2 separate regions of the Homo sapiens genome follow, and region 2 is linked to region 1. A link is an interaction called in ENCODE POLR2A ChIA-PET data of the cell type or tissue named here. Cell type or tissue: CD4-positive, alpha-beta T cell. All regions are shown on one strand. Each heading gives the region's core, and the rest is flanking DNA. Links, peaks and the distances in the headings are about the cores only.

Region 1 (5,381 bases), core at 78-5,077:
AGTGCTGGGATTACAGGGGTGAGCCACCGCGCCCGGCCTGAAAAGCTACTATATTAAAACTGAGTGGTGATGGCAAATAAACAGAGAACAACACACCAGAATAGAAATTGAGAAGTTGATACAAATGCATAGGAAATTAAATACATTCCAAATAAATTACAGATGGAACAATTTGAATGTAAAAAACTAAGCCATAAAAGTAATAGACAAAACCATGGGAAAACACTCTTAATAACTGCAGAGTAGGCTGGGTGTGGTGGCGCACACCCGTTTAATCCCAGCATTTTGGGAGGCAGAGGCAGGCGGATCACTTGAAGTCAGGAGTTCGAGGCCAGCCTGGCCAATATGTGAAACCCTGTCTCTACTAAAAATACAAAAATTAGCCAGGCGTGGTGGCATGCACCTGTAATCCCAGCTCCTCGAGAAGCTGAGACGGGAGAATTGCTTGAACCCAGGAGGCGGAGGTTGCAGTGAGCTGAGATCGTGCCACTGCACTCCAGCCTGGGCAACAGAGTGAGACTCTGTCTCAAAAAAAAAAAAAAATCACACAGTAGAAAAGCCCTTTCTAAGCACCACACAAAGCCCTAAGAGAAGTCATAAAAGAACTGATTAATTTGACTTACTAAAAGTCAGATATTTTGGCACAGTAAAAGCCACCATAAGAAATGTCAAAAGACGGCCGGGCGCGGTGGCTCATGCCTATAATCCCAGCACTTTGGGAGGCTGAGGCGGGTGGATCACCTGAGGTCAGGAGTTCAAGACCAGCCTGACCAACATGGTGAAACCCCATCTCTACTAAAAATACAAAATTAGCTGGGCATGGTGGCACATGCCTGTAATCCCAGCTATTTGGGAGGCTGAGGCAGGAGAATCGCTTGAACCCCAGAGTCAGAGGCTGCGGTGAGCTGGGATTGTGCCATTGCACTCCAGCCTGGGTAACGAGTGAAACTCCATCTCAAAAAAAAAAAAAAAGAAAGAAATGTCAACAGACAAACTAGGAAAAAATATTTGCAACTCCCATTACAAAGGACTAATTTCCTCAATAAATAAAGAATATCTATAAATCAGTAGGAAAAGACTAAATCTACTGAAAATAGGAATAAAATAGGAAAAAGTTCACAGGGAAAAAAATTCAATGACACTTATAATATCTTTTCATGCTAAGAGAAGTGTAATCTTTTACTTTTTTTTTTTTGAGATGGAGTCTTGCTCTGTCGCCCAGGCTGGAATGCAGTTGTGTGATCTTGGCTCACTGCAAACTCTGCCTCCTGCCTCCTGGGTTCAAGTGATTCTCCTGCCTCAGCCTCCCAAGCAGCTGGGACTACAGGCACATGCCACTAAGCCCAGCTAATTTTTGTATTGTTAGTAGAGACAGGGTTTCACCATATTGGCCAGGCTGGTCTCAAACTCCTGACCTCGTGATCCACCTGCCTTGGCCTCCCAAAGTACTGGGATTACAGGCGTGAGCCACCACGCCTGGCCTCTGGTGAGGATATTTATATACATAACTTCCTGGAGAGTAATTTAGCAATAGCTATCAAAATATCAAATGCACATGCCCTTTAAGAATTCTAGGAATTTATCCTACGGTAAAGGGCAAAATTATTTATACACAAGCACTGTTACTAATAGCAAATGATTGGAAACAATCTAAATATCCATTCACCAGGGGACTGGCTAAATAAGTGATGGTACATACGTACAATGGAATATTATAAAATGACAGCTGTAAGAAAGAATGAAGAAGCTCTCTATGTAATGATTTCGGATGAATTACAAAACATATTAAGTGAAAAAGGCAAGATACAGAATAGTTACTACAGTATGCTATTATTTATATTTAAAAACTTGCAGGTATAGCAAAGAAAATCATTGGTAATTGCTTTTATAAGCATAAAAATTCTCTGGAAGGGCTGGGCATGGTGGCTCATGCCTGTAATCCCAGCACCTTGGGAGCCAAGCTGGGAGGCTGCCTGAGGCCAGGAGCTTGAGACCAGCCTGGGCAACATAGTGAGACCCTGTCTTTAAAAAAAATTTTTAATTAAAAAAAAAAATTCTCTGTAAGGAAACTAGTAAATGGTAGTTTTTTATGTGATCAGAAGGGAGCAAGACTTTTCACTGTATAGTTTTATACTTTTTTGATTATCTAGCTACGTAAAATACAGTGTTCAAAAATTAAATATTTTTCAAGTTATAGAGTGATATATATAGTACAACCTTAATGTTTTTTTTAAAACACATAAATACATAGAAAAAAGCAGAAAATATACCTCAATGTTAGAGTGGTGACTATCGCTTGGTGTTGGGATTATGGGTGATATTTACTTTCTTCTAAAGTCTTTTAGGTATTTTCTGAATTTTCAACAAAGAAAATATATTACCTACATTACATATTCAGAAAAAAACCACAGAGGTCTTTTTTTCATTATTGATTTTTTTTTAATTGGACCATCTATGCTGCCAAGAACTAGTTTCTTCTTGATTGTGGCAAAAGGAGGAATCCTTTCACTTCTCCTATTCAGCTGAGCAATCTCAGGGGCTAAATGTCTCCACATTTCTAAGCAACAGAAAAGAGGCTATCAAATATGCCTTGCCTTCTGGAAGGACTAAAAAGGTAGCCCAGATGCAGCTGTCAAGAAAAATGAGATCCCTCTAAGAATACGATCATGATGTTACAGCTTTCCTAAGGCCCTGAGTGAATTTTTAAAAATACAATTCACATTCCATAACGCATCCTCCTGAGAGCCCAGAGGGGACATGAGCAGCATGAATCACTGTATCAGCCCCTCCTCCTGACGAGGGCACAACACCCAGAATAGCTCGGTGATGACGCAGCAGCCTGAAACCTTTGAAAGCCCTCATCTTTCAGAGGGAGGAAATGAAAGCGAAAAACAAGTTCTTGACGCAGACTTTAATTCTCAGATCTTTACCAGGCAGAACAGAGCAGCAAGGAAACCGGCACGGATCTTTTGATTCTTCCCACTAGAGCCTGCAGTTGCTAAATGTGTGTGTGTCCATATGACAAATCTGCCTGATTAGCTCTGCTTCTGATTACTAACACTACTGGGGTTCTCAGGATAGGAGGCATGTAAAAAAGGAGAGAGAAAAGATAAAATAAAAACAAATAAAAAAATTAAAAATACTACTGCTATTTTGCAGATGATCATATGCTTTGATATTTTTCATTCTGATGACCAGATACTTTCACAGATATTATCACTTTTTTTTTTTTTCTGAGATGGAGTTTCGCTCTTGTCACCCAGGCTGGAGTGCAATGGTGCAATCTCAGCTCACTGCAACCTCCACCTCCCAGGTTCAAGCGATTCTCCTGCCTCAGCCTCCCGAGTAGCTGGGATTACAGGCATGCACCACCACGCCCGGCTAATTTTGTATTTTCAGTAGAGATGGGGTTTCACCATGTTGGTCAGGCTGGTCGTAAACTTCTGACCTCAGGTGATCTGCCCGCCTCAGTCTCCCAAAGCGCTGGGATTACAGGCATGAGCCACTGTGCCTAGCCAGATATTATCACTCTTAATAACTATAACAAGATATGTGAATAGTGTTTTGCATTTATCAAGCAGCTTTCATTTGAGATTCTCATTGATTTGACTTCCATTTCTCTTTCAGGCACAGATAGTGAAACTGTCTTGTAATATGGTTAAGTGATTACTCTAGATGACAGTTTAATATTAGTAACAGGGCCAAGAGAAGAACCCATTTGCTATTAGGACACAAGTACCTGACCCATTGAGTGGCAGTGCCACTCATCTGGTAGCTATTTTGGTCAGCAGCCTGGGAAACTTGCACTGAGTTTCTGTAAAACACACTGGCAGGATTCCCAAGTTTCTGACTTGGGAGACTGAGCAGGTCAATGCCACAAATAGGAAGAAGGGCAATCTCATGAGAGAACATAAGTTTAGTTTTGGTAATGTTGTGCTCGGGCCTGAAAGACAGCCAGACAGTAAGGTACAGGAGACAGCTAATCTTCTGGATTTAGAGTTCAGCAGAGAGGTGAACCTGCTGAACCCTGAGGTGGGGGTCATCAATGGGTGAGTGATCGTGCAATGTGAGCAGATGAAACTGCTTCAGGAAAATACACAGAGTAAGAAGAGAGAAGGGCATACGGCAGAACTGCATTAAAAAAAATTCCAGGCCAGGCACGGTGGCTCATGCCTGTAATCCCAGCACTTTGGGAGGCTGAGGTGGGCGAATCATGAGCTCAGGAGTTCAAGACCATCCTGGCTAACACGGTGAAACCCTGTCTCTACTAAAAATACAAAAAAAAATTAGCCGGGCGTGGTGGCGGGCGCTGTAGTCCCAGCTACTCGGGAGGCTGAGGCAGGAGAATGGCGTAAACCCGGGAGGCAGAGCTTGCAGTGAGCTGAGATCACGCCACTGCACTCCAGCCTGGGCGACAGAGCGAGACTCTGTATCAAAAAAAAAAGAGAATACAAAGACAAAAGAGTTATATAATTTGCCCAGCACCACTCAGTTAATGGTGAAGCTGAGATTAAAATGTGAGCAGTCTGATTCAAAAGTCCGTAATTTTAACTGCTACGTCACTTTATTTCCCATGGATGTGAGCAATGAGTCTAGATTCTGATCTAGGTTCTAACTGACTCCAAAGACTTTTGTCAGTCTATGATACAATGTTGCCTCCTCAGTCCTAGGATGGTGCTTTTTGCTGTTTTGGGTTTGCTTTTTTTGTTGAGACAGGGTCTCCCTCTAGGCTGCAGTGGCACAATCATAGCTCACTGGAGCCTCAACCTCCCAGGCTTAAGCAATCTTCCCAGCTCAGCCTCCGGAGTAGCTGAGTCTACAGGCATGCACCACCATGGCTGGCTAAGTTTTTAAATTTTTTACAGAGATAGGGATCTTGCTGTGTTGCCCAGGCTGGTCTTGTATTCCTGGCCTCAAATTTCTAGTGATCTTCCTGCCTCAACTTCCCGAAGTGCTAGAATTATAGGCATGAACCACCACGCGCAGCCAAGTATACACACTTTAATACCAATTAGTTGATTAGCTCTTTTCCAATGTGATTACTGGCTGAGAATAAATTCTGATAAAAAAGCAAGATGAGCTTAGAGTTCCAGGTAGTTATACGAGGCCCTGACAGGGGATGACATGAGCGAGAACACACAATTATGCCTGTATTTGTGAGGTCTGATTTTTTTTTTAAATAGGAGGATACTAAACCCCAGTGACTCACTTGACAACTTTATCCAGAACCAAAATGTATTTAAAACACTGCAAATGGAGTAACTGCCAAAGAGAAAGCAGAAACCTTTAAGAATTATTGGATTCTACTCATTTCAAAACTCAAAGCTGATTATAGAGTTTTTGAGGATATAAAGAAAAAGAAACTCGGCTAGGCGCAGTGG
Region 2 (5,381 bases), core at 199-5,198, 140 kb after region 1:
TAAATGTGTAATCAGGGCGTGGCGTGGTGGCCCACACCCGTAATCCCAGCACTCGGAGGCCTCGGTGGGTGGATCACTTGAAAGCTCAGGAGTTTGAGAGCGACCTGGGTTAACCTAGCAAAACCCGGTCTCTACAAAAACTGCAGAAATAAGCCTGGGTTGGTTGACACACACCTGTAGGCCAGCTGTTCGAAAGGCTGAGGCGATATTATCGCTTGAGGCCAGGAGGTCGAATCTGCAGTGAGCCATGATCACGGCATTGCACTCCACCTTGGGCCACAAAAAAAAAAAAAAACAAAAAAAAAACGGCTGGGCGCAGTGGCTCACACGCCTGTAATCCAATTACTTTAGGAGGCTGAGGTGGGAGGATGGCTTGAGGGGCAGGAGTTTGAGACCAGCCTGGGCAACATAATAAGACCCTCATTGCCACAGAAAAATTAAAAAAAAAAAAACAAAAAAAACAAAGACAGCTGGGCGTGATGGCTGGAGCCCAGGAGGTCAAGACTGCAGTGAGCCATGATGATGGGTTTTTTTTGGTTGCCCTAATTAGCACACTGATTTCAGTGCCTGTAGATCAGCCTGATAGGCTAATCATCATAGTTTTGGAGGCCACGTCCTAAACGTCAGACAGTAACTAATCTTGCCAGTTTTAGTTTCAGACACAAAGATGAGTTACAGAGACTTGAGCAATGAAATCTGTTTCAGGAAAAGGATAAATAGTAAACTATAAGAATTAACACTGATAGCAGTGAGAAGGAAGTACTACTTTTTTTTTGTTTTTTTAAGCATTAAAAAGGGCTTTGTATTTTTCTTAAAAATAAAAAAACCAGAATCTTTATTTCTGTGTTAAAATTGCTTCATCGATTGAAAATAAGAGCAGGTGTGCTTTATAAGTACAGTTACGAGGTTCTGTAGTTGATAAAAATGACTGTATGTAAAAGGATCTCAGTTTACATGTATCGTGTTTTAATCATGGTGGTAACGAAGATAATAGTTATTTGTGTTATAAAGAAATGATGCTGTTTGCAAGGTGATCTCAATTAACTGTATTGTTGGTATTGGCTGACATAGACAGTTGATACCACATGAAACGTGAGTTGGAGGCATCAGATTTTCCTCTGGTTTCACTTAATGACTTGGACTTAGGTTTACAAAATGCAGCTACTCCTTCAATGCTAACTAGGCAGTTTGCTACTGATTAATAGAAAGCTACATTTACAATAAAAATTTCATTTGTTTTTTATGTATCTGTTTGTCTTTTTATCAAAGAGTTTTTTTCTTTCTTTTTTCTTTTTTGGGTCAGGGTTCCAGCTGAGCCATCTTCCCTCCTGTCACTATCAGCAAGTCACAATCAGGTAATGTTTAGTAGTTGTGTTTATTTTTGCTTTTTAAACTAAGATGATTTTTTTTCTTTTATAATACTTAAATTGCCATTAATTGCCAGGTATATTTAAGCATTACTAGCTGTCTCAATCGATTAATATAACATATGTACGTGATACTTGCTAACAGTGTTTTTAGACACTAGATAGAAAATCTTTACCTTCATGATGGCTTTATAGTATTAGTTTGGTGCACCAACCTAATACATATAAGAACCGTGCAAAGACGGGAAAAGATTAGCCAATAAACACATTTCAAGCAATGCTAGGTGACTTCAAAGCAAAAGTTGCATGGGTCAACAGTAGTTCCCTAAATTGATAGGGAATATTGGTAACGTGATCCTCATTTTTACTTTTGTATGCACAATAACGCTTTGGTTCCAGCTGTCACACACAGACCTGGAACTTCATCAGAGAAGGGAGCAGTTAGTAGAGCGCACTCGGAGAGAGGCTCAGCTTGCTGCCCTGCAGTATGAGGAGGAGAAAATAAGGACCAAGCAGATCCAGAGAGATGCTGTCCTGGACTTTGTCAAAGTGAGTCGTTTGAATGATGCTGTTCAAGCTGCTGACTGGCTAAGTGCTTATTTGTTTGGTCAGGCCCGTTGGTTTTTATTGTCCATTAAAATGTCGACCATTTTTCTCTCTGTAAGGAATCTTGACTAAATAGAGTGTCTCTTTTACTTGTGTCTATCTGCATGAGGACAGAACAAGTGATTATCTTGTTAACGGTAAATCTGTCATTGGACATGTCACTTTACTATCCAGCTGCCATTTCCTCAATTTCTAGTGTCATAGTAAAGATCAGTAAGATGAAAGTGAAAGTGCTGTGTGAACCATAAAAGGCCCGTGCAGATGCAAACTGTTACTCAGACCTCTCTCCAGCTTCCTCGCTTTTGTAAATAACAAAAGTTTGCTAGCCTCACAGGCTTAATCCTTTGCAGGAACTTTGATTTGTTCCTTTCTGCTCTCCACACACATCCAATTAACAACGCCATTAATATTTCTTAACGTTTTGCAGCCTCTATAGTAGTGCCTGAAATGTTGTCATTTTATTTTACCTGTATTGCTTATCTTTTTGTTCTGAAATCGTCATTTTTTCTTCATAATTAATTATTTGTAATTTTGTTTACTTAATATCTGTCTCTCATTTATCTGTAAACTCCATGAAGGTAAGAACCATGTCTGTTTTACTTACTGCTGTGTCCCTAGACCTTAGCAGGTCTTAGCTCATAGTAATGGTCAATAAGTATTTGTTGAATGATTAAATGAATTTTTCTTGTCCACTAAAGACTTTCCTGTATTTCATACTTTAACTAGAGACCATCTCCTTTAAGTACGATGCGTATGTCTGTTTTACTGTTTTACCTGATAAACTCTTTTTTTCTGAATGTACCAGACCCTTGGCAATGACGTTTAACTCTCTTTCTCACCTGATTCCTCTTCATCCAACAAGTTCCCTTGTCTCTTGTTTTCTATAAAAATGCAGGCAAATCTGGCCGGGTGTGGTGGCTCACGCCTGTAGTCCCGGCACTTTGAGAGGCCAAGGTGGGTGGATCACCTGAGGTCAGGAGTTTGAGACCAGCCTGGCCAACATGGCAAAACCCTGTCTCAAGTAAAAATAAAAAAATTAGCTGGGCGTGGTGGTGCATGCCTGTAATCCCAGCTAACCAGGAGGCTGAAGTGGAGGAATTGTCTGAGCCTAGGAAACGGAGGTTGCAGTGAGCTGAGATCGTACCACTGCACTTCATGCAGCCTGGTTGACAGAGTGAGACTCCACCTCAAAAAAAAAAAAAAAAAAAAAAAAAGTAGGCAAATCTTTTGACCAATAGCAAAAATACTAAAATTAATATTCCTACAAGCAGAAGTTCACAAAGGTACCTCCCTCCCTCAAAACCTTGTCTGCCCTGAGATGTTTCTTCTTTTTGTGCCTTTTCAACCCTCATAAGAATTGTTAATGTACTAATGGCCATGTTCTCTTGTCCTCCTTTATCTCTGTCATTGTATTTTCACACAAGTCATCTAATACTATACATACTATATCTCCTAATTTGTCTAACCATTTCTCTTTCCCTTAAGTCCCTGCTTGATTTGTTACTACATACAAACTTTTTTATATAGTTCTCTTGAAACTAACGGAAATACTTTATTGGTTTATTCTTAATAGGTCATTTGGAGGTGTTCAGGTTTCACAGATGAGGAAGCTGTAGGTCTAGGAAGATTAAGCAATGTGGTCATTTATAGTACATTTGTTTTCTTAATCAGGAGGCAAACCTAGACTTCTGAAAGCCTAACTTGGTTCGTCCATTTGACTTGATAGACCTTTATGGAATGCTGGTTGTACAAGGAATATAAAGATGCATAAAATACAAGCCCTGCCCACCAGGCACAGCTTAGACCTTATCAGGGAAATAAACACAAATAAAACAGAAAATAAGGCAGCTTATAATGAAAGTGCTAGTTTTATATTCAAGACAGTAGAAGACTTAGAGAACAAGTATCATCAGAATTGACCTCAAAAAGAAATTATAGGGACCCTGAAGAGTGAGTAGGTAGGATTTAGCCAGGAAGAAAAGACTGGATGATGGTGTAAAGGGGGGTTCGTTTTAGGCTGAGGAAATCTAAACAGGATGGGAGCTGGGAATGGCCTTGTGTGATTTGTAGATTTAAAATAATGGCACTTGCAGGAAACACCAGCTGGCCTGGAGAGTTTGTATTGAAGACTTATGGGAAAAATGAATTATTGAGATGATGATAATCGTACTTAAAACTTATTGAATGCTTATTATGTAGTAGGCACTATTTTAAGTACATTATATATATTTACTCATTTAATTCTCCCAACTCTCTTTAGGTACCATTTTTTCTTTTTTTTTTTTTTTTTCCTTTTAATTACATTTATTTTAATGCTGAATTTACTCCCGTGCCGTAAGTTTTTGTTTCTTCAGTTTCTTCTGGGATATCTTTTTCTTCTGGGCAACCTCCTCTTCTGGTTTAGGAACAATCTGTTCCTTTTCCATAAGGATCATCTCAATGTGGCAGGGAGAGCTCATGTATGGGTTAATCCGACCATGAGCTCTGTAGGTCCGGCGGCACATCTCAGGTGCTTTGTTCACTTGGATATGCTCAATGACCAGAGAATCTACATCTGAACCCTTAAGTTCAGCATCACTCTCTGCATTTTTAAGCACGTGCAGCAAAAATTCAGCACTCTTTCTGGGCCACCGACCTTGTGTCCAGCCCCACTGCTTGGCCTGCGCACACCTGCCAACTCCATCATTGTAACGTCGGAATGGTACACGCTGTTTCTGTAAAGTGACATCTTTCAGATACTTCGTGGCTTTTCGTATATGCATACCCTTGGTGGCCTGAGCAGTTCCACGAGTGTTCTTAAAGTGAACACGAAGATTGGAACCTCTTGATTTGCATGATTTCGTGGGGTTCTCCGGGTCAAGTGAATAGCGAACCATTTTTCACAGATTACCTCAGGCTGCTTAGGGAAAGAGCCCATTTTTTCTTTTTATGAACAAGGAAACACGCTCAGAGAGAATAACAGTTTACTAAGATTAAATACTCAGGAAGTGGCAGGATTAAAATCCTGTGATTAGAACAAGGCAGGTTGGCTCTGAAGCCTATTCTGTGAGCACAGTCTATGCTGCCTCTCGGTAATAATGGTTAACACTGAATCTTAAGTGCTGTTCTATGTGTTTTGCATAAATTAACTTACTCAGTTTGCCTTCCGTAGAAGTCACACAGCCAGTAAGAGATAGTCAACTTGTAGAGAGTCTTGATTAAATGTCAAATTAGTGTTGGATCTTGATCTATTAAGTAAAAGAGAACACTTGAGTTTCAAAGCAGGAAAAAACATGAGAAGAGAGAGACTTCTGAAAAACTAATTGACTTGCGTTAGAACTGGTTAGGAAGAAAGACTAGAAAGAGGAAAATGAAGAAGGAAATTGCAATAGTTAGACTAGGGTGCAAAATAAGGCATAAAAACCAGAT

What was found. ChIA-PET counts read pairs that join two places held together with the same protein. Peaks named below come from ENCODE experiments on the same cell type or tissue, not always from the same donor. Only the 100,000 strongest peaks of a DNase experiment are listed, where the experiment ranks them.
Region 2: POLR2A ChIA-PET joins it to region 1 with 8 read pairs; 5 of 35 experiments call an interaction of 5 or more read pairs at or near these places.

The regions. Positions count from the first base shown.
Region 1 is chr3:197,709,642-197,715,022 of GRCh38, forward strand. All of the region lies in intron 2 of RUBCN (rubicon autophagy regulator), which reads right to left. Among named protein-coding and RNA genes, the nearest start is that of RUBCN, 25 kb to the right of the region's middle. RefSeq lists enhancers at 2,356-2,976, 2,697-2,991, 2,700-3,069. In CD4-positive, alpha-beta T cell, for the core only: no CTCF peak of the experiment used is centred there; a DNase peak (open chromatin) is centred at 2,830; H3K4me3 peaks cover 1,412 bases; H3K27ac peaks cover 1,940 bases.
Region 2 is chr3:197,846,106-197,851,486 of GRCh38, forward strand. It overlaps LRCH3 (leucine rich repeats and calponin homology domain containing 3), which reads left to right. Exons shown (of 21, transcript NM_001365715.1): 11 at 1,304-1,355; 12 at 1,767-1,916. LOC105374310 (a long non-coding RNA gene) reads right to left here. Exons shown (of 3, transcript XR_001741090.2): 1 at 5,107-5,381. It also overlaps the pseudogene RPL17P18. Among named protein-coding and RNA genes, the nearest start is that of LRCH3, 58 kb to the left of the region's middle. RefSeq lists an enhancer at 2,098-2,157. In CD4-positive, alpha-beta T cell, for the core only: no CTCF peak of the experiment used is centred there; a DNase peak (open chromatin) is centred at 2,206; H3K4me3 peaks cover 796 bases; H3K27ac peaks cover 1,615 bases.